2 separate regions of the Homo sapiens genome follow, and region 2 is linked to region 1. A link is a loop called in an ENCODE intact Hi-C map of the cell type or tissue named here. Cell type or tissue: MCF 10A. All regions are shown on one strand. Each heading gives the region's core, and the rest is flanking DNA. Links, peaks and the distances in the headings are about the cores only.

Region 1 (12,058 bases), core at 5,450-7,949:
CCAATAAATTCTCATTTTGCTCAAAGCAATCTGAATTGGGTTCTTTCACTTACAATAGAAATCCTCAGCTCTAGATAAACTCAAGGGTGATTTCTGCACCAGCCCTCTGTCCCACTTGATTGTCTGCTCCTCTGTGAGGAGACAGAGAACCTGACATCAAGTGTGATTCTATGGGATCTTGAGGTAATCGCTCCTCTTCTTTGAGTATCAGTTTACTCATCTTTAAAATGGACATAAGAACACTTCCCTTCTAAGGCTGTATGGATTAAATGACATCTATTAATGTGCTTTATAAAGTTCATTGCCCTCAAGTCAATAATATAGTATCACAATATGGATTGTTTTTTTCAATTTGTGGAAGGAGTTGGCAATGTCTTGATGTTTCCTAAATTGTTGCAGAGCCATTACTGCATTCAGCCTGCCAGTCTTGGGAGTCACCTGGGGCTCTATGGGTTCTGCCCATTACCACTGTAAAGGAGAACCCTACATATCAGGTGTCATCCATTTCTCCCCACTTGTTTCCCTGGCCATGGCCGAAAGGACTAGACACGAGTAGACACCTGATGGGGTCCGGATCTGTGTCCCTGCCCAAATTTCACATTGAACTGTAATCCCCAGTGTTGGAGGAGGGGCCTCGTGGGAGGCAGTTAGATCCTGGGTGTGGAATTGGAGGAGGGGCCTCGTGGGAGGCGGTTAGATCCTGGGTGTGGAATTGGAGGAGGGGCCTCGTGGGAGGCGGTTAGATCCTGGGTGTGGAATTCTCATGAATGGTTTAGCATCGTTCCCCCTTGGTCTGTACAGCGAATGAGTTCTCAGGAGATCTGGTTGTTTAAAAACATGTAGCACCTCCCATCTCTCTCTCTTCTCCTGTTCTGGCCTTGTCAGATGTGCCTGCTTCTCCCTCAACTTCTGCCATGATAGAAAGTTTCCTAAGGCCTCCCTAGCAGCCATCATGCTTCCTATACAGCCTGTGGAACCTTGAGCTAATTAAACCTCTTTTCTTTATAAATTACTCAGTCTCAGGTATTCATTTACAGCAGTGCAAGAATTAATACAACACCCAAGCCAGAGGCCATCAAAATGCCAGTGGTCTGGCTTAAACACATGATGCAGGCCAATCAGATTTTTGCTCCTGTGAGTTTGACCTTTGAGGGAAGCTGTCCTTAGAGATGGGTGCATGAGATGAGAGCTCCTGATATCCAGCTAGGACTGGTGGTCATGTTGCACTGGGTACAAGTTTAAGACACAAAGAGGCCTATCTGCAGAGGCAAGAGATTGGTGCACAAAGAAAAGACCAGAACCAGAGAAAGCAAAAAGCTGCCTCAGTCCTGAACAGCTTTCTATTTTCCTAGAAGGACTGTGTTCTGTGCTCTGTTTTAGGATCCCAGATGATCCCTGTATCCTTACAATTAACACCTCATAGTATTTGGGTGAATTTGAGTGACTTCTCTTCCTTACAACCAGAAAGCCCTGTAGTAGTCTGTTCTCACGTTGCTAATAAAGACTTACCCAAGACTGGGTAATTTACAAAGGAAAGAGGTTTAATGGTTTTACAAAAGAAAGAGGTTTCATGGTTTAACTCACAGTTCCACATGGCTGGGGAGGCCTCACAATCATGGCAGAAGGCAACAAGGAGCAAGTCATGTCTTACATGGACAGTGGCAGGCAAAAAGAGAATTTGTGTGGGGAACTCCTCTTTATAAAATCATCAGATCCCATGAGACTTATTCCCTATCATGAGAATAGTATGGGAAAGACCCAATCCCATGATCCAATTACCTCCCACTGGGACCCTCCCATGACATGTGGGAATTGCGGGAGCCACAATTCAAGATGAAGTTTGGGTGGGGACACAGCCAAACCATATCAAGCCCTCTCTAGAGCCATAATAGGTCCCAAATGGCAATGGGGAAAGCCAGAGGTTCTGGCAGCCCAAGGTCAGGTAGAGAAACAGTTTTCAGCTTCTGGGCTTTTTACCCTCAGTCTGGAGCTCCAGAACTGGGGTGCCCACCCTGAGGTTTCACACCAGGAGAGAGAAGGAGTGTGGATATTGTGCCCCCTCCCTTTCCTGCTAGGGTTGGGAAAAACAGGTTTAGAAACTTGCAGGAGTTGGGCTGGCCACTAATTTCCACAAACTACCTTAATGTCTTATTGTTATTAACATTAGCCATTGCTCTTAAAACACACACACACAGCAAGGATGTTGCAGGGAGAGCCAAATAGAAATGACAACTTCTTACTCCCTCAGCCTACTTTAAGCTCTTTCCTTTGGTAATACCTGGAATGGTTTTCAATTAAGGGCAAACCTGAGGGCCCTGAGGACTGTGAACAATCTCAAGCCCTCTGCCACATTGCTCCTCTCAAATGCCAGGGGAAAAAGGTTGAAAATCTTGAGAGGCAGGGACGGTGATTTTCTTTCCTTGGAGGCCTAAGCTGACCATGTGGCACTGGCCCCATTCATCCGCTGTGCGGCAGAGTAAGTTCTGCTTCTCTGCCCCATCCCTGTGGTAGCCCCAGCTGAAGCTGATGAATCTTATACTTAGAGTCCCTGGTGTGCTGGAACTGGCTCATCTCAGGTCACCAGAGCCAGCTTGAAACTGGCTATGGTGGGAGTTATTTATACCACCAAAATCAGCAAGTGCTACAAATCAGCCCTCCACCACCACCCCCACCCCCACCCCCGCCCCCGCCCCAGCCCGTTTTTAAACACCTCCTAGCACACCACTGCTTAGTCTACTTGGGTGTTAATATGATAGATGACACCTGAACTTGGCTCCATACAGCCTAGACTGGTTTCCACCTAAGTGAGGGTGGGCATGTGGGAACGGGGGTGGGGTGGGTGTAGAACTAGAGAGGTGCAGAGTCACCTTTCCCAAGAGCAGGCAGTACTCTGCCCTGTGAATCAACAGCTGGGTTTTGTTTATTTGCACTGGTTTTCACCAGATCTAGAAAAAGGAGTTTGTTCCCCACCTCCCTCAAACAAGCTTCTTAAAACTTGCTTAGAGCTGCCAAGACCTCTGTACAAGTCCTGTGCATCAGAGTACTTAGGCAGTGATGCCTTCCCTCTGCTGCTCCATTTGCTGCAGGAGGGAGGTGGGAGCTCCGTGAGACGGAAGCCACCACAAGTTCATTCTCCAAGGTCAGTGGAACTGTCACTAACCATTCCAGGTCTGGTTGCCTCACTTGGGGAACCACAGAATTACTCTTTCCATTGGTAACTGCTGAGGGCAAGAGGCCCAGAGGTTGGCATTGCCAGTATACAGCCAGCTGTGAGACCCCAGGAACCAGGCTTGGTCAGAGGCCCCACCACCTCCGAGCTCACTTAGTGACTGACTTTTAGCGTCCTCTGGGAAGCTTACTGAAACCAAAGATCCTGACTTGGTGTACATGGGATGAGGCCCCAAATTCTGCAGTGTGTGTGTGTGTGTGTGTGATGAGATCTCACTATGTTGTCTGTGCTGGCCTTGACCATATTCTGTGTTTTTGATGACACTTGGGATGATTATGAGGCTGGTGACCCTCAAAACTCATTTTAGGGTCAAATCCAGACATGACTGATGCTTTAATAGACACATTTCTTTTTTTATTAAATATTAAGCTTTTCTGGGTTCTGTGTATGCTGTTGTTAGCAACTTTCCTTGTGCCACAGATGTATGAATAAGAAGCTTCTTCACTGTGTCTTGATTAACATAAGCATAATATGGAAAAATCCATATTTAGGTAGATCATAAATTGGTAGCTATATGATGAAAGACCTCACCAAACTTTTCCTTTAAATACTGGAATGAACTCACTTACTTTAAAAGATTAGATTTTCAGTAACCCAATTGCCAGAAACTATTTCAAGCACGCAGGGATTCTGACAGGATCTAAATCGACACACCTTCCTAACTTTAGTGCTGATTAGAGTCAGGGAGGCTTTTGGCCAAAGCAGAAATCACTACAAATACAGGCTGTCAGTGACAAAGCCACGGTTTCTCCTTCACCTCCTCTGTCCTGAATAGATTTGAGTAAGTGGCAAAAAAGAATATAGGCTTAAGTATCCCATCTGCAAAAGAAAAATATCTTAAAGGGGCAATGTGTTCTGGAAAAAATCATGGGATTTCGAGTGGGCCTTTGAATTCTCATCATAGCTTTTCTGACAGGTTATTTATCCTGTCTGAGTCTTTCTCATTTTAAAATGGCGCAGGGAGGTGCCGGGCGCGGTAGCTCACACCTGTAATCCCAACACTTTGGGAAGCCAAGGCAGGTGGATCACTTGAGGTCAGGAGTTTGAGGCCAGCCTAACCAACATGGTGAAACCCCATCTCTAGTAAAAAATATGAAAAAATTAGCCAGCTGTAGTGGCGCACATCCGTAATCCCAGCTACTCATGTGGCTGAGGCAGGAGAACCACTTGAACCTGGGAGGCGGAAGTTGCAGTGAGCCCAGATCGCACCACTGCACTCCAGTCTGGGCAACAGAGGGAGACTCAGTCTCAAAAAAAAAAAAAAAAAAAAAAAAAAAGGTGTGTGGCAGGGGAGAGGAGATAATTCCTGTGTGGCAGAAACATCAAGAGGGATCCCCACCTCATAGAGTTGTTTTGAGAATTGAATGATTTAAATTTGATCGCTAATGAATTAAATGAAATAATTGTGTCTGGCAAACATTTGGGACAATTGAGTATCAAAATACATACATTAAAGAATTCCAACAGACATGAGTGATGCTTTAATGACACATATCTTTTTTTATTAAGTATTGAGGTTTTCTGAATAAGAATTCATGAGTCCATGCTGATATAAATAAGTAAGGCATACAAGAAAGTTCTTCCTTATGGTTGAAAGCCAATTAATAACTGTAGAAGGAATGACAGAATTAGAATATCACCATTTGGCAACCATAATAATAAGTATATGAGTCATCAAGAATTATCAATGAATGATTCACATAGGATATTTACACAGTTTCAAAGTATCTCCTCACAAGAGACTTATTAATCACAAGGGATAAAACAGTAGCTGTACGGTAGAGAAACCTAACAGACACCAACTTTAAATGGGTCTAACTGACAGCATGTCCCTCCTATGAGGCATTGAGAAGAACTGAAAAAATCCTGGAAAAAAAAAAACCCCATATAACCTGAATCTCACCATAAGAAAGATAGACCCAATTGAGGGGCATTCTACAAGATAACTGGGCTGTTCACTTCAAATATGTCAACGCCATGAAATAAAAAGATTCAGGAACTATTCTAGATGTCCGTGGACATGACAAGCAAATGCAACACGTAACTGGGTTTTCTTTGGCTAGAAAGGACATTATAGGAACAATTGGCAAAATCTGAGGAAGGATTATAGACTAGATAATTGTGTTCCATCAATGTTAACATTGTGATTTAGATAATTGTACTGTGGTTTTGAGAGGCAGAATTTTTAGGCAGGCTTTTAGGAAATGTACATAACTATTTAAGGGAATAGGGCATCAGGTCTCCAATTCACTCTTAAATGGTAAAAGAAAAAATTTAAAGGGAGATAGATGATAGATAAGGCAAATGTAGTAAAATGCTAACTTTTGGGGTATCTGGGTAAAGATTGTCCAGGAATTCTTCACTGTTTTAGCAACTTTTTTGTAGGTCCGATGTTATGTTTTAAAAAAGTATTCAGTACATACTGAGACCTGCTGTTTTATCTTAATGATGATAATAGAACATTGAGTCTATTGTAAGGAGTTTAGAAGCCAAAAAGAAAGCAAATACAAAACCAACACAGGGATTTGCTAGAGGGAAGTTTGGGGTTTTATAGTGCAAAATGTAACTGGCCACCAACCTTCCCTCATTCACCTTGATTTAGGTCCTCTTGGTGGCTCTGGTCCCAGGACTAGGGGCTGAGGTGGAAGGTGTGATCTTATAGGAAGCGCAGGCTTTATGAAGCATGTCCTGTGTGAAGCAGAAGCCAGTGTGCTTCACTCTGATGTTGTTTCTTAGGCTCATGCCTGGAAGGTACTGCAGGATACCGGATACTGGGTCTACCTTCCAGCCCCAGAGGACACTGTAAAAAGCCATCTCGGGCTAAAGGTTTCATCTTGGCCCTGTTTCTGTCTATTTGGAGGACATAAATATAAGAGAGTACTTTTGGCGGTACAAAGTGCCATCCACATGTGTCAGTCACATACACGTGCTGGTGGAGCCTGTGGCTAAGAGGGCAGCCTCTGGAGTCAGACAGGCTGCTTCCAAATCCCAGATATGCCACTTACCCGGTAGGCGATTTGAGGGAGATCATTTAACCTGTCTGCCCTCCACTTTCTGCATCCATAAAATGGGGATAATAACTGTAATATAGAGCAAACTAATAGGATTGGTGTTCAGTAAATGAAACAGTGCAAATGGCAGAGGCTTTATGTTCATGCATCCCAAAGTATCTTCAAGTGTAAAATAATTCTATTATGCTATCCTGAAATTACCTAGAATCAGAGCAATTGTATTAAAATTTGCTGTAACTTGTCTCATTCTCCTTGACCTGTCCTGGCCAGCCTATCTTCTGATGGCACAAATCACCAATTGCTTTTATTGTCGATTTTCTCTTGGTGCCAGTTCCTACTGGGCTTCTGGGGTGGGGCCTGGCTCCTCTCCTACCTCAAGATTCTAATTTGCTAGGAACCTTGGGACTCCTGAGATTTCTGTGCTTCTGCAGGAATTTATCCTGCTTGAGAAGCTCACCTGGAAAACGTGCGGCTGAAGATGGAAATTCAACGTTAGGCCCCAGAGCTGTGGAAGGTGTTTTCAGTTTGGCCTTCTTGCCAGGCACACTTGAGCCTGCACAAATTCTGTTCCCCACGCAGAGACAGGGAAAGAAAGCTGCCTTGCTGTTAGGACTGTAAGACTACACCCAGGATCTCAGAACAGCACTTCCCCCACCAATCTGTCCACGGTGGCCTTAGCCAAACCCGAGGAATGAAGGCTTAACGGGAATGTGTCATAAGAAAAATATTCCATTAGAGTTTTCTCTCCCAGATTCCACGCCCACATTTCTGCCTGCCTGTTGGACATCTCCAGTTAGATGACCCACAGGCACGTCCTTACCAAAACAACATGCCCAAAACGACACTTCACTCTCTCTTCCTGTCTTGGGTAGTGTCACAAGCCAACTGAAAAGCCTGGAAATCCTCCTCCCACATCTCACCCCTCCTGTTAGGAGGTCCTTTCCATTGCAAATACCAAATGGCTCAGATTCGATTCTTCCTCTTCGTGCCGCACATATTGACGTTCAGGGCTTCAAGATCTCTCGCCTGGACTATTTCAGCAGCCTCCTAACAGTCTCTCTTCTCCCAGCTCCCGCCTCTGGCTCCTCTGCATGTTAAGAGCAAAGTCGCCCCAAAGCAGGAAATGGGATTACTCTCCTATCGTGATGAAGCCTGTGTTGCCTCTCCCAGTGACTCAGGGATGGAGTGTGGACTCTTGAGTTGCCATGTAAGGGCCCAGCCCATTTCCCCAGCTTCATCTCGCCATGAACACCCCTCCCTCCAGAATCCCAAGCTGCTCACGGGTTCCCTAACTCCTCCTTAGGCATTTGCTGGTGAGCCTTTGAACAAAATCTTCCCTCGGTCTGGACCTTCTCTTCTCCCCCTTTTTTAACCTGGAAGATTCCTACTTACCCTTCAAATTCAGCTGAAAAGTCACCTTCTCAGGAAAGGAAGTCTCCCTATGCCCTCTTCTTTCCTCCCAGAGCAAGTTTTCAGTGCCTTTTGCATCATAATCTATTAGTTCATCTTGTGGTTGTTGGTTTATATATTTACACTAAATGCTTTTCAAGATCAGGGATTCTGCCCTGTTCACTTCTGTACTCCCAGGTGGACATGGTGTTTCTTCAGGAAAGAGTGCTTGGGTGGGTGTGTATATAATGCACCAACAATGCCACAGAGCAGCCCTGATATGGTTTGGCCATGTCCCAACCCAAATCTCATCTTGAATTGTAGCTCCCATAATCCATCCCCACATGTTGTGGGAAGGACCTGGTGGGAAGTAAGTGAATCATGGCGGCAGGTTTTTCCCATGTTGTTCTTGTGATCGTGAATACATTTCACAAGATCTGATGGTTTTATAAATGGGAGTTCCCCCACACATGCTCTCTTGCCTGAAGCCATGTAAGATGTGCCTTTGCTCCTTCTTCACCTTCTGCCATCATTGTGAGGCCTCCCCAGCCATGTGAAACTATAAGTGCATTAAACCTCTTTTTCCTTATAAATTACCCAGTCTCTGGTATGTCTGTATTAGCAGTGTGAGAACGGACTAATACAAGCCCTGTACACTAGAAGCACTGCCCTTTGCTGTAGCTTCATAATTCTGCCTAAGTACTAGAAGGTTGATGCTATGAAAGGTGGCATTCAAGGCTCCAAATTCACCTTTATCTCAAACTTCTTTCAATAGAACTTGTCTCCTTTCTTTACCTGCCTTCTTATCCCCTTTCTCAGCAAATCTCTGAAAGGATGTCTCTCAGCCATAAAAAAAAACATTGTATTGTGTATTTGCTGGCTACAGAAATTTACTTTCCTGTGGAATCAGAGAGAGAACTGATCTTGTTAAAAGGCTCTAGCTATAATCCCTTAGAGAGAGGATCCACTGAGTAGAAAACTGTCAACAGTATAAAACGCTGACACTTTAGGTGTCTATTTCCACACCCAGCCATGTTTACGTATGATATTTAGAACCAGGATTCAACTGACCCTGGCACTCAACAACCTTCGTTCTAATTTCTTCCACGTTGAGTTTTGTTCCAAGTTTCTGACCGTTTCTACTCTGGAAGGTGGCCAGGGTCCTGGGGTGGCCACGGTCATGCCAAGTCTCAGTGCCCCCTCCGCTTCAGGGGCTTAGACCGCCACTTGGAATGCGTGCATTCTGGCAGGTGCGGTGCATGCAGGGGTCAGACCCCTATGGTTTGATGAGATAAGAGCCTCCTGCACAGAATCTCATTTTTTCTCCATCTGCACCGCCATTTGGGCCTCGGGCCTCATGACTCACACAGTGGCTATCCATCTGCCCATTTACTCCAGAAAGAGAAAAGGACTTCTTTGCACACAGTGAGTCATCGTATCACATTTCAGAGCCACCTGCCTGACTCATAGACTATAGCAGAGCTCTGTAATAACGGGGCTCCCTATTGCATGAAGATGAATATTACTTGCATATGACCCTTTACACCCCCAAACCAACTTGATATTCCCACCCTGAGCCAATAATGGGATAGGTCAGGGTTGGCAGATTTTTGTCCTCCTGTTCTTGAGTCCCCTCCCTGCACCTTGAAGACATGCTAATTGATGGATGAGCTTTCCTGTGCTGAGGCCAGCAGAGGCCTCAGCATCAGAGTTAAGACAACACTCCCAGCGGCAGCCCTTCACAATTGGTCAGACTTGGTTCCAGAGGTTAAACCATATTGATATGCTAAGGTTAGATTGGGAAGACAGGACTGTTTTCAGGGTGGGCACTGTGGTCTCCAGAAGGCTACCCTTCTTTTCTTATATAGTTAATTATTTGAATCAGGAATACAGAGGGAGGTAACATACACACAGGGTACGAAACTCAAAAGGTATGCAAGAGTATGTAGTGAAAATTCTCTTTCCCATCTCAGTTCCTCAGTTCTCCTCCTAAAAGTAACCAATATCATCAGGCTTTTTAAAATTTTTTTTATTTTTATTTTTTTTAATTGAGACAGAGTCTCACTCTGTTGCTGAGGCTGGAGTGCAGTGGTGCCATCTTGGCTCACTGCAACCTCTGCCTCCTGGATTCAAGTGATTCTTCTGCCTCAGCCTCTCGAGTAGCTGGGACTACAGGCGCATGCCACCATACCTGGCTAATTTTTGTATTTTTAGTAGAGACAGGGTTTCACCATGTTCGCCTTGCTGGTCTCGAACTCCTGGCCTCAAGTGATCTGCCTGCCTCAGCCTCCCAAAGTGCTGGGATTACAGACATGAGCCACCATGCCTGACCAGGCTTTTTAAAATGTGTATTTTTTTCCATATCTTATATTGACAGATACACACAAATATACACAAAAATATTTTGTGTGTGTGTATACATAAGTGTATGGATGTATCTATAGATAGATAGATAGATAGATAGATAGATAGATAGATAGATGATGACTGATTGATAGATAGATAGTAGGTGGGTAGGTGGATGGATGGATGGATGGTTAGATGGTTGGATGGATGGATATATAGATAGTAGGTGGGTGGGTGGATGGATGGATGGTTAGATGGCTGGATGGATGGATGGTTAGATGGCTGGATGGATGGATGGATAGATAGTAGGTGGGTGGATGGATGGATGGTTAGATGGTTGCATGGATGGATGGTTGGATGGATGGATGGATGGACAGATTGATAGTAGGTGGGTGGTGGCTAGATGGATGGATGGTTAGATGGTTGGCTAGATAGACAGTAGGTGGGTGGATGGATGGATGGATGGATAGTAGGTGGGTAGGTAGATGGATAGCTAGATAGTAGGTGGATGGGTGGATGGATGGATGGATGGTTAGATGGTTGGATGGATGGATGGATGGATGGATGGATGGATAGACAGTAGGTGGTCGGGTGGGCAGATGGATGGATGGTTAGATGGTTGGATAGATGGATAGATAGGTAGCAGGTAGGTGGGTGGATGGATGAATGGATGGTTAGATGGTTGGTTGGGTGGACACATAGATAGATAGATAGATATGCTATATTAGTTTCTAGGGTTGCTGTAACAGTGTGCCACAAACTGGAAATTTATTATCTCACAGCTCTGAAAGCTGGAAGTCTGAGATCCAGGTGTGGGCTGAGTAGGTTTCTTCTGAAGATTGTGAGGGAGAATTTATTCCATGCCTTTCTCCTAGCTCCTGGTGGTTTTCTATCAATCTTTGCCAGTTCCTTGGCTTGTAGAAGCATCACCTTGATCTCTGTCTTCATATTCATAAGGCGTTCTCCCTGTGTACCTGTCTGTCCAAATTTTCCCTTTTTATTCAGCACACCAGTCTTATTGGATTAGGGTTCAACCTAATGACCCTATTTTAACTTGATTATCTCTTTAAACACCCTATCTCCAAAGAAAATCACAGTTGGAGGTACTAGGGGTTAAGATCTCAACATTTGAATTTTGGGAAGGGCACAATTCAACCCATATACCACAGGCATCTAAGTATATGCTAATTTTTACACAAACGCTAACCCATTCTCAACACTATTCTGTGTCTTGCTTTTTTTCATTTTAATATTCTTGAAGATTTTTCTACATCAATACATAGAGACCTGCCTGCCTCATACTTTTTAATGGCTGTGTAAAACTGCAGTGAATCACATGGGAGTAAAATTATTTACTTTCATGGTGAGGGATACTTAAGCTCCGTTCTAACTTTTGTTATTACAATAAAGTTTCAATGAATGCCCTTGAACATATCAGTTCATACTTTACGTGAAGCACAGCTGTAACATATTAAAAATGGAATTGTTTGTTTATACGGTAAGTGTATTTTGATTTCAATATCTACATAAACTGTTCTTACTCAGAGAGAGGACAGAGATGAGTTTATCAGATTAGCTAACAGCCACCATGGGTCTATTTCAGGTTAAAATTCAGGACTAGGAATGGTTCATAGAAGGAAGGAGGGGGATCTTTTTAAATTGACACTCATGAGCCCCCCAGTTTGAAATGACGCCCTTGAGTTGTGCCACCAAAAAGTATTTCTCTGTGTCTGCTGCAAGACCACATCTTCACTACAGAGCCCATGGACTGAAACTGTGTCCAGAGATTCTAGAACCTTCCTGAGGCTTGAGCACAGTGTTTGGAGCAGCACTGGTAGGTGGAGAGGAGAGAGAGGAGTGAGGGACTTGGAGGGTAGAGGGTGGTGCCCCAAACACAAAAGAAGAGATGTTCCGACTAATGCGAGGCCTACTGTGCATGTCATTTCCCTTCTTGTTCTCTCTGGTTCCCTTTCTAGGAGAATGTCTGTTCAGCTTCTGTTGAACCAAACCTCCAGGTTGATTTTGGCCAGGAATCCCCACTGGGGATTCCTGGTGGAGGGCTGTGAACTTGCTGAGGATATGA
Region 2 (12,058 bases), core at 4,646-7,145, 140 kb before region 1:
GCAGGAAATGAAGTCTGTTTACCTTAGGCATGCACTTGATTTTCATAAGGTGCTCCTTTGCTTCTCCTTTCTAGTATGAATGGGTACATGTATCTCCATTTTCTGGACTCAAATAGAGGCCATGCACGGTGGCTCATGCCTGTAATCCCAGCTCTTTGGGAGGCCAATGCGGGAGGATCACTTAAGGTCAAGAGTTCGCGACCAGCCTGGCCAACATGGCGAAACCCTGTCTCTACTAAAAAAATTGAAAAACTAGCTGAGTGTGGTGACGTGTGCCTGTAATCTCAGCTACCTGGGAGGCTGAAGCAGGAGAATGGCTTGAACCTGGGAGGCGGAGGTTGCAGTGAACAAACATTGTGTCACTACACTCCAGCCTGGGCAACAAAGCAAGACTCTATCTCAAAAAACAAACAAACAAACAAAAAACCAAAGAGTTCTGAAGCCATTCTTCACTTGAGAAGCATCACTGAGAATGCGTCATATGCCAGAACACCTCTCTCTTGGATCATTGCAAGAGAGTTAGGAAGGAATGAGAATGAGTCTGGCAGGAAGGATGCATTTTTAGAGATGAGGGCAAAACAGAAAATTACTCTGGTTCGAGTGTGTCATTTCTCTTTCTCATAATTTTTTGTTTCACTTTCAGTGCTGGGGACCAACAGGTCTCTTGATGTAGGGTTGTGGCCCCATACACCTTCTATTTCTGCTCAGGGAGTGGGCCTTAAATGTGTCTTTCCTGGGCCTTCATACAGTCCTCACTCTTTCCTTTGGTTTTTATTAACAAAAGGTGATTGTTTTCTTAGCTCTTTGGGGGTGACTCCTTCTCATCAGGTGTCACCATTTCTGATTTTTTTCCCTCTCCTTTCCTTAACATCCAACCAGGCAGTGCTTTGGTGTTTGTCAGATATAATGCTCTTCAGGTAATATCTTTCTTTAATTACTTTTCCCTTCTTTTTTTTTTTTAATTTCCCTGAAACAGACACACACACTGTTGCCTTGAACAATTGCTTCCTACCTCCCTCTCTCTGGGAACTGGATTAATTTTTTTGTCATTGCTTAATGGAAATGTCGACATTTCAATTTCTGCTGCATGTTCTACACAAAATTTAACTGGACAAGATAGGGAGAGAAGCTGGAGAAGGGAAAGTTCGTCATATGACATAAAAGCTTTTTTTTTTTTTTTCTTCCATAATGGCTTAGAGTGTGCCTTCCTTAAAAAGGGGGAAGCAGCTACTATGGCAACAGGTTCTATTTTCCTTAGGGGCTGTGGTGGCGCTGATAGAACTGGAGTCTGGAGAACATGAAACAATAGCCAGGAGCCCCAGGAGCCTGCAGCATGTTTTTTTTGTAGTAATTACTAGCCTTTTCCATGATTCAAAACTATGTGGTAAGTGGAACTGGGTAGGTTGGTGGTGGTTTTGTTTCTGAGTGATATAGACAGCAGGACCGTGAGTAAGGGACCCTCTCTACATCTCACAGAGAACCCGTACAGTGCGCGCCTGGCTGGGGAGACTGCTCTGCTCCAGCCCAGATATCCCTCCCTCTTCTCTTCACTTCCTGCCTTCCAGGCCTGGGGCTCCCTCCTGATAAACTTCAGTCTGTTCCACTAGCAAGTACCAGAGTGTGAGTCTCCCCTGGCAGGTCTTCCTAGAAATGCCACCTCCATTTCTTTCAGAGGTTTCCCTTCATTAAAGACCTCAGTGTCGGCCCCAAACATGCAGAAAAGGGGTGCTTGTTTGACTCTCCTAGAACAAGTTCTTATCAGAGGCAATCTTTTTCCTCCCCTAACTCAGAATGCTGATCCTCATAAAGCTTGAGCAACAGTGCTTGGTTCTGCTAATCACTGCTGGACCCATGCCGGTCACACAATTAAAAGTTGGCGTTTGGGACTTTGTGGCCTGGTTACACCCCTGTGCCTGTTGCGTCGCCCATCCGGGCTCTAGGGAGACAGAGACTCTTTCATTGCACAGCTCATGAAATACCAGAGGAGAAAGCTTGCTTTCTTACCAAAGCATTCTTCACTAATAACGTTCTCTGCATATACTCCAATCCTGCCTCTTTGAAACTTCTGTTTAAATTAGTTCTCCTCCTCCTTCTCCTTATCATTGTGCTTTGTACAGCCCTTGATAATTTTCAGTACTTTTTTCACCTCCCTTGCTTGCTTTGTCCTTACAGCATCCCAGTGCCTCTATGAAATAGACCAGGGAAGAGGCAGCACAATCCATTTTTGGTCTCTGTGGTAGCCACAAACGTTTATATAATGCCTCCCAAGTGCCATGGTGGAGTCTGGTGGAGTCTGCCCAGCTTCACAGGGGGGATCTGACATCTCCCAACTATTTTTCTTCCCCATGAAAATTTGTGAAAGATATATGGATTATAAACACAAGGATACCTTAATAGGTGTAGAGCTTTATTAAATTTTTAAAATGTAGAACTAAGGTGCCATCCTTGCCTGGTATGTCGTCTTCTTTACCTGTTCTTTTGATTTGCTTTGCTGCAGACTAATTGTGCCTGGGACCTTAAAAGTCACTGGATCAGTAGACATGGGAAAAAGTTCAATATCATTACTCTTCAAAGAAATGAAACTTTTAAAAGTCAGGAAACAACAGATGCTGGAGAGGATGTGGAGAAATAGGAACGATTTTACACTGTTGGTGGGAGTGTAAATTAGTTCAACCATTGTGGAAGACAGTGTGGCAATTCTTCAAGGATCCAGAGCTAGAAATACCATCTGACCCAGCAATCCCATTACTGGGTATATACCCAAAGGATTATAAATCATTCTACTGTAAAGACACATGCACACGTATGTTTATTGCAGCACTGTTCACAATAGCAAAGACTTGGAACCAACCCAAATGCCCATGAATGTTAGACTGGATAAAAAAAAAAATGTGGCACATATACACCATGGAATACTATGAAGCCATAAAAAAGAATAAGTTCATGTCCTTTGCAGGGACATGGATGAAGCTGGAAACCATTCTCAGCAAACTAAGAGAAGGAACAGAAAACCAAACACTGCATGTTCTCACTCGTAAGTGGGAGTTGAACAGTGAGAACATATGGGCACAGGGAGGGGCACAGCATACACCGGGACCTAACAGGGGGTAGGGGGAAGAGGAGGATAACCTTGGGAGAAATACCTAATGTAGATGACGGGTTGATGGGTGCAGCAAACGACCATGGCACATGTATACCTATGTAACCAGCACATTCTGCACGTGTATCCCAGAACTTAAAGTATAATAAAAATATATATATATACACACAATGGAATATTATTCAACCTTAGAAAAGGAGATCCTGCTATTTGTTACAACATGGATAGACCTAGAGAAAAAAAAAAAGAGAGAAATGAAACTTAAGATAAAAGCTTTCAAAATAGCAATACCTTATTTTGGTGCTAGTGAAAGCACCAAAAGGAAAAATAAAGGTCCTAGGGAAATGGGCATATTAAAATTTTCTAGGTGGGAATGTAAATTGACATAGATCTCATGGGTGACAGTTTGGTAATATCTATTAAAAATATTTATGCTGGCTAGGCACAGTGACTCACGCCTGTAATCCCAGCACTCTGGGAAGCCGAAGCAGGTGGATCATTTGAGGTCAGGAGTTTGAGACCAGCCTGACCAACATGGTGAAACCCCATCTCTACTAAAAATACAAAAATTACCCTGCAGGTAGTGGCACGCACCTGTAATCCCAGCTACCTGGGAGACAGAGGCAGGAGAATCGCTTGAGCCTGGGAGGCTGAGGTTGCAGTGAGCCGAGATCACACCACTGCACTCCAGTCTGGGCGAGAGAGTGAGAACCTGTCTCAAAAAAACAAAACAAAACAAAAAAAGTATGCCCTTTCATCCAGAAATTCTATTTCTATGAATTTATTCTAGGGAAAGAAAGATATATGCACATATTTGTGTACATAGAGATTCACTGCAATATTAGTGGAAACAATAAAATATTGGAAACAATCTGACTGTCCAATAACGGGAGATTTCTAAATTATCGAATACCCATACAGTGAAACACTGTGCCACCATAACAATGTTGAGTGAGACAATGAATGGTACTTGAAAAGTTCATAGTAATGCAGTAAAAAACAAGTTATAAAACTAGGTGTCTGCAGTATGATTCCAACTTGATTTGAAATATGAGTGTGTGTGTGTCTGAAAAAAACATGGAATGTGACACGTATACCTTAAAACATTGAATAACATTTAGTTATTTCTGGATGGTAGAATCACTGGTGATTTTTATTTTCTTTGTGCTTTGTATCAGTTATTCCACAGTAAATACTTTCATTTATCAGAAAATAAAAGAGAAAACATGTATCTTTTTTTCCCCCTAACGATAGCACTGAAAGAAAGAGTAAAGGGTAAGCTATTTAAAAATAGGCCTAATCGGCTGGGTGTGGTGGCTCATGCCTATAATCCCAGCACTTTGGGAGGCCAAGGTGGGCGGATCACCTGAGGTCGGGAGTTTGAGACCAGCTTGACCAACATGGAGAAACCCTGTCTCTACTAAAAATACAAAAAATTAGCTAGGCATGGTGGCACATGATTGTAATCCTAGCTACTCAGGAGGCTGAGGCAGGAGAATCGCTTGAACCCGGGAGGCGGAGGTTGTGTGAGCCAAGATTGCGCCATTGCACTCCAGCCTGGGCAACAAGAGCGAAGCTCCATCTCAAAAATAAATAAATAAATAAATAAATAAATAAATAAATAAATAAATATAAAAATAGGTCTAACCTAAAGACCAAACTGACATTAGCTAATGTCATTACATGATTCTGTCTTAACGAAGATAGAAGCATTTTATTGCGTAAGTTTTCTTCTGTGTGTGGGAATCATATGTGGGTGTATATATGTTTAAGGGGTATGCATCCGGGTAGACGTTTGTGTGTGGACATGTGTGTACAGGTATATAAGTACATGTGTCATAGCCTTGGTACAGGTCTCATAGCCTTGCAGCACTGTGTTCCTGGCGGGAGTGGCATCTGTCTGCATGTCTGAAAATGCCACGTGTGCATTCTGCTGATCACCAAGGTTCGTGGCTGTAGGCATCCTCTCTTCAGTGCGTCAGAAGTCTGAAGAACATGTAGCTGCACCGGGGCGTTATGGGAAAGTAACGTGTAGGATTTATTAACTCATTTCTTGAAGCCACTCACTGTTTGTTTTTAAGTACCAATTTTTATTTTCCATTGCCAAATAGAGAAGAGACTTTTTTTGGTGAGTACAAGTATGAGTGATTTTTTTTTTTGGTCATTTTTATAATGAACTATTTGAATCCTGACTTTTCGCAGAGTAGCAGGACTCCCTGAACTGTGTTTCTTCCTCTCCCCACAAGTTTACCAAGCCCAAAGGGTCTTTTTAAAGGGTGACTTTTTCTTTTGTTGTTTGTCTTGTTTCCCACCCTTACTTAATGATTACTTAGCTCTTTATATAATCCAGCTAAATGCTGGTACATAGCAACAGGATTGTGGTGTGGCTTTCTCCTTGATGTAAATTTCTGGAAGATGGCCTTCTGTATGGAAGACTGAGCAGTGGGATCTATTAGTGACATGTTTTTGGGAGGAGCTGCTTCCTAAATGGGTTGAGGCTGCAGAGATGGGCAGGAGGAGCAGCCAGAAGCCACAGGGTGTTCGCATCATTGTGCGGGTAACCACATGGTGGCAACGATTGCACAGCTTCCAGTTGTACTTAGCAGCTGTTGACACAGACTTCAGAATTCCCATGGAAAAGGAAGTGAACTCCTTTGGAATACAATGCATTGGGCTTTTTTTTTTTTTTTTTTTTTTTTGAGGTGATGTCTCAATCTGTCACCCAGGCTAGAGTGCAGTGGTGCAACGTCAGCTCATGGCAACCTCCGCCTCCCGGGTTCAGGCGATTCTCCTGCCTCAGCCTCCCGAGTAGCTGGGACTACAGGCACGTGGCACCACGCCCAGCTAATTTTTGTATTTTTAGTAGAGACAGGGTTTCTCCATGTTGGTCAGGCTGCTCTCGAACTCCTGACCTCAGGTGATCCACCCACCTCGGCCTTCCAAAGTGCTGGGATTACAGGCATGAGCCACTGCACCCAGCCTGGGCTTCATTTTAAAGCGGTCTCAGGCAGGCATTGCTGATGCTTGTGGTTGAAGATACAACTTATTATTGCCTAGGTGTATGAGGGTGTGATTTGTTGTCTGCCTCTAGGCTGTAGACTTCTGGACTGCACTGTTTGATTAATGGGCTCAGCTCACAGGTCTCTTCCCTAGAGAGGCCTTCCTGGCCTACCTAAGTTGGTCCTCTTAGGTTTTGTCATATACCTCTGTTTGATTTCTTCATGGCACTTCTGTAATCTGACATTTTTACTGATGTATCTGTGTGTTATTTGCCGTCGGAATGAAAGCAGGGATCTTGTCAGTCTCGTTCACTTCTTTATCCCAGTGCCCAGAAGGGTGCATGGCATCTCATAGGTGTTCAGTCGGTATTGGGTGTGAGCATACTTGGTGTGTTTAGGAACAGACAGAAGGCCAGGGTAGTTAGAGCTCTGTGAATAAGAGCATGGTGGTATGACATGAGGTTGGAGGGGTCAGTAGGCAGGGGCTGGATCGTATAGGCCACGATGAGGTGTTTAGATTTGCTCAAGGATCTGGTATTCATTAAGTGGTTTCATCTCTGTAGATTTATATACTCTCCAGATTGGTCTGCTAAAGTCAGTTACTGATGGCTTTTCTGCTGGGAATTGTGCATCATTCTGTCCTTGAAGTGCCACTGTAGCCTACACTGTATTTCTCCCCCTATCTCAGCTGCCATCAGCTTGGCCTTCTTCACCCACCTTTTCTGTTGAGCCAGGCAAAGCAAGATGACAGCAACTAAGATGTCAGGCTGTGATGCCTGCACAATAGAAAGCATTTTAGAACTTTGTCATTAAACACTTTGACTTCCCCTTTGAAAAATATCTGTTTAGGTTTGGGCTTTGTGAGTGACTCTTGCTGAGAGTGTGAATGTTGGGTGGATCAGGGACCCAGATCTCGACTTCACTCTGAATCGTTCGGTGTCTTTGTTACCAGACACGATCTGCTCTTCTCTGCCTAATGATAGTTGGTTTGCTCACCTTGGATCTCTGGTTTCTGTTGTCAACCCTGTATTTTAAAATTTGCTTTCATGGTAGCAGAATTCAATGAGTTTCCAGCTTTGTGCCACCTTTGAGGAGGATAAATCAGGTTTTGCTTTGCATGTGTTGAAGTAAGAACTTTATTGGCTTCATTCCCTGACAAATCTATTTTTGTGATTAAGGCAATAAATATAACAGAAGGGTTTGTGTGTTCACTCTAATCCTCACATGTACCACTATATATAAACACTGTTATTTTGTATGGATGAATAAATAAGAGGAACTGTTGTATCCCTTAGGCTTGAACTTACATTGAAATTTTAGGAGATAATGATTTAGTGCAGCAAGGAGCTAGGAGGTGTTGCCACAGAGTTTCAGGAGGAGAGGGATATAAAGGTGTAATCAATTCAGATTGTTTCTAACTTTTATGGATTGTGAAGATTTGTATTCCTTTTTCAGTGGATTCCATTCATTAGCGTTAGACATGTAAACATATGGAATGTGGATGTACTATACCAGTAATTTTCATGGATGTTAGAGCTCTAGGATGTTTTTCACCTTTTACCGTATGAATTGACCTCCAGAACTTTCCCATGGGGTCTCAGCTCTTGTACATGAAGAGCATAAACTTTTCTGGACACCATACATTACTGTTTTTTTTCTGTCTTCTAATCAAATATCCAAACATAATCTAAAAGTACCGTGACAGGACATATAGGTTTGTCAATTCCAGTCACTTTGGTAGACTGGCCCTTGAAATAAAGCTAACGTTTTCAACTTCAGCCTCCCAGTGTTTTTTCAGACTTATGGCAGGGAATGTAATTTTCTGTTTGCTTTTTGGGGTGAAAGTACATTCCATTTCAAAAATATGCCAGTCACATGAGTTATTTCCCTCATTTAAAAAATCCCCACAAAAGGAGATAGGTTACCTAGGGTGGGTATTTCATGAGTGTATGCTTCTTTATCAGTCTGTCCATCTCTCTGTAACATTTCCCATGAACCCTTCTGTGGATTTGGAATCTTAGTCCTTCCAGAAAGGATTATGGTCATGTCCATAGAAGCTGCAATGAGATTTACATCTCTTGGGAAGTGACAAGCTCTCAGCGCAAGCTCTCAGCGCTGGGTCCCAGAGCCACTGTTCCTGTTGGAGCTAAGCCACATGGCTAAGGGCCAGTCCCTTAACCTTTGATTTAGCTCCTTTTGTCCCTGTCCTTTCATCTGTAAAATGGTGCTAGTAATGTGGATCTGGTTTCAGAAGACTGCTGTTTATTTTAACTAATTAAAGATTGTTACAATGGTGAAATTCAATGGACTCTACAAATATTAATATTGGTGCTGATCATGGGTGGCTATTAGCTGGGTAGCAGGTAACTCGCACCTAGAAGCTCTTACCTGCTCTACGCCCCAGTTCAGGTTTGGCTAAGATTCTGTTCTTCCACCAGGCTTCCCAGTAGAGGTCTCCAGCACAATGACCAAGAGGAAAATGGGCAACAACTGCAGAAACCTATGAGGTTAACACAGATATATAGGCGCAAAGGCACAGGGCCTGACACATTTTAATTAAATATGAACAGTACTGTAATCTGGTTTGTACATGTCTTGAATTCTCTTATTGGGTTTTATGCTAGCTTGTAAAGTTCTTATCTCTTTTTGGTTTTTGTTTGTTTTTGTTTTTGTATTTTTTTTTTTAGACAGCGTCTTGCTCTCACCCAGGCTGGAGTGCAGTGGTGCGATCTCAGCTCACTGCAACCTCCATCTCCTGGGTTCAAGCCATTCTTCTGCCTCAGCTTCCCGAGTAGCTGGGACTACAGGCACACCACATTTTGTATTTTTAGTAGAGATGGGGTTTTGCCATGTTGGCCAGGCTGGTCTCAAACTCCTGGCCTCAAATGATCTGCCCACCTGAGCCTCCCAAAATGCTGGGATTACAGGTGCAAGCCGCCACACCCGGCCATATCTCTCTCTCTTTGAATGTTAAGCAACCTATGGAATTTCAGCATTTAGGTCTTAGTTGAGACCTTTCCGAGTCTACAGAGAGGATGACTAATACTGTTACCCCTCTGATCAGAATTTTCTAATTGCTTTTCATCTCACTCAGTCAAGAACAAAGCTTTTACAGTGGCCTGCAAAGTTTTCCAGGATTTGCCACCCTCAAGTCCATTATGTCTCTGACTTTTCCTGATACTTGCCCTCTTGCTCTCTGGGCTCCAGGTACACTGGCATTACCAGCATGCCACCCAGGTACTTACCCCGAGGTGTTTGTACCTGCTGTTTCCTCTGCCTGTAGCTCCCTTCCCAGATGTCCTCATGGCTTGGCAAGACATGCCTTCTCCATGAGATGTCCTTGACCACCAGTCTAAAGCTACAAACATTTCCTCTATACTCCCCATCCCTTTCATGCTGGCTGTTTCATCATAGCACCATATATTTTCTTTGCTTATCGCCTGTCCTACTCCAAAAGAATGTAAGCTTCTCTAAGGCAGGAAACTGGAGGAGTCTGTCTTGTTCACCAGTATATCTCCAGCACTTAAAGCAGTCCCTGGCACACAAGGGGTGCTAAAAAATAGTTGGTAATTGAAAAATAGATGTTGCAGTTTTGGCCTTTGTGCTGGGTCACCTTGCACTTTCTTCGTTGGGTAGAAAGTCCCAAAGCAATGTCTCCATGGCTTGCTTGACTTTGGGACAATGTTAGCTTAAAGGTAGTAGGTTGTGTGGTTGAAGGAAATGTCAGTAACAACAGGAACCGGCATTTGCAGCACTTGGTAACACCAGACTGGCATACACATGTGCAACTTTTAAACCTCCTCTATTTACCCTCTGGCATCTTTTTCTAGATGTGAGAACTAATCAATAAATCAATGATAATGAATGTGGAAGCATTTTATAAACTATAAAATGCTTTGCAAATGTTAATTACATTGGACTTTAGAATGAATTGTTATGTAATTTAAAATAGTTAAGTAATTTTCCAGGAAGAAAGGCTTTCTGAGTCAGCTTCTCTGCACGTCTTTTTATATGTGAATGCTGCTCTTCCCCATCTGCACCCTGTGGACTGGGACCAAGAATACAGCTACTAGCTGAAGCCTAAACTGTCCAGGATGAGATAGGTGAAAGCTAATCAGTTAACCCCTGGATCTAAGGAATGTGTTTTCCCTGTGCATGAGACTTCTCAAATCCCAGGTAGCTGAGACAATGTAGGGCAAATAAAATGCAGGTTGGCCTATTTAATCTCTAAATGACTAATTTTGGAAAACTAGGCAGCTTACAGCAAAAGTATCATTCTTCTTGGGTTCTAGTAATTCCCATGACCCAGATTAGTTTATTTACCAGTAGAGAAGCTTAGAGATTTTATACTGTTGGTGGACATAGATGACCCTAATATTCTTGTTTGCTTTCAAATTATCCTTGTAAAAATAATCAGGTTCTTCTTTGACCCATGATCTCCTTAAGGTTAGGCCATGTAGAAAAGAAGAGAAGCAAATGAGATAAAATAACAGGATATGTATTGTATCTCTCCCTCTGTCTGTCAGTCTCTCTCTCTCTCTGCCTCATACTAGAGCATTTAAGAGCAGTAGATTTGAAATCAGACTGCAGACTTTTTGGTCTCAAATTCTAGATATGTGACCTTAGACAGATTTCTGAATTTGTCTGAGCTCCAGCCTCTCCATTTGGGATATTAATGGAATTTCCCTCCTAGGGTTATTTTAAAGATCACATGAGATAATTGAGGGAGTGGTTATCCCTGGCTCACAGTAAGTTCTCAGCTCATGTTAGTTGCTGTTACTGTTGATGGAAATCCTAGTAATAATAAAAGACAGGCAGGAAATAAAGGAATTTCAGAAATGGATAAAGAAAAGGAGAGATAGGAGACACTGTCTTAGAGAGCTATTAAATGTACTGAAAGGATCCTGGTATAGTAGTGTGAGCTCATGCTATATTATACAATGCATATTAGGTAATGCATGTAATAATTATTAGACCTCGTAAATATTTTTTTGGCTGTTATACCTTCCAGATTGTCCAGGGAGAGACGCCTAGTGCATTATATGCTGTCTGTGTCAGGATGAGCTGCTGTGGCCAACCACGTCCCCCAACTGCCCCCAGCTTGGCAAAGGCTCTAAGACAGCAGTAGGTGACGTGTTTAACCCAGGTACCTAGTGCAGCTGAGCCTTGACACACTTAGAAGAAGGTGGCCTCCCACAGCATCCATGTGTTCCTTTGTTTTCCATTCAACACATGATACGCAAACTGCTAGGCACTGGCGTGTGGCAGTGAGGGAGGCTGATGACATACCTGTCCTCTTGGAGCTCTGCTAAGTAGGGGAGACAGAAAATGTCAATTCCATGAATGGTGGTATATTTATAATTCAGTAAGTACCAGAAAAGAGAATTGAAGAATTAGAATTATAGTAAGGGACCTGACCTAGAGTGAGGTGTCCAGAAAGACCACTTTGAGGAAGAGTGGCAAGGAGGACAGAGCCAAGTCAAGAGGGAGAGGGGCTACAGAGTGGCCCAGGAATGGGGATCAGCATTAGGAAGGAAGGAACTGAGGCCCAAAGAAAATTTTAGCTCAGAGGTGGGAGAGTACAGGGACTGGGTAGAGGAGGGCCTTGAGAGGTCAGCTGGATCCTGTAGGTCCTTTGCCAAGGGTTTTCTTTAAGAAAATATATTTTTGTTGTTACTGTAAAATACATATAATGTAAACTTTACTACCTTGACTATTTTTAAGTGTACAGTTCAGTGGTGGTGTATAGTCACCAACACCATCCATCTCCATAACTAATCTTGTAAAACCGAAGCTCTGTATCCATTAAACAAAAGCTCCCGATTCCCCTTTCATCTGGCCCCTGGCAACCATCTTTCTACTTTTCAACTCTGTGAATTTGACTACTTTAAGTACCTCATATCAGTAGAATCATACAACATTTGTCTGTCTGTGACTGGCTTATGTCACCTAACACAAT

What was found. Hi-C counts contacts between places; a loop is a spot of excess contacts. Peaks named below come from ENCODE experiments on the same cell type or tissue, not always from the same donor. Only the 100,000 strongest peaks of a DNase experiment are listed, where the experiment ranks them.
Region 2: it touches region 1 in a loop (2.4-fold over the local background); 3 of 110 quality-filtered maps call a loop at or near these places.

Annotation. Positions count from the first base shown.
Region 1 is chr5:143,237,176-143,249,233 of GRCh38, forward strand. LOC124901100 (a long non-coding RNA gene) reads right to left here and starts at 7,907. Exons shown (of 2, transcript XR_007058982.1): 1 at 5,822-7,907; 2 at 4,707-4,837. In MCF 10A, for the core only: no CTCF peak of the experiment used is centred there; DNase peaks (open chromatin) are centred at 6,976 and 7,366.
Region 2 is chr5:143,100,692-143,112,749 of GRCh38, forward strand. All of the region lies in intron 17 of ARHGAP26 (Rho GTPase activating protein 26), which reads left to right. Among named protein-coding and RNA genes, the nearest start is that of ARHGAP26-IT1, 86 kb to the right of the region's middle. In MCF 10A, for the core only: a CTCF peak has its summit at 5,682 (motif pointing right); a DNase peak (open chromatin) is centred at 5,680.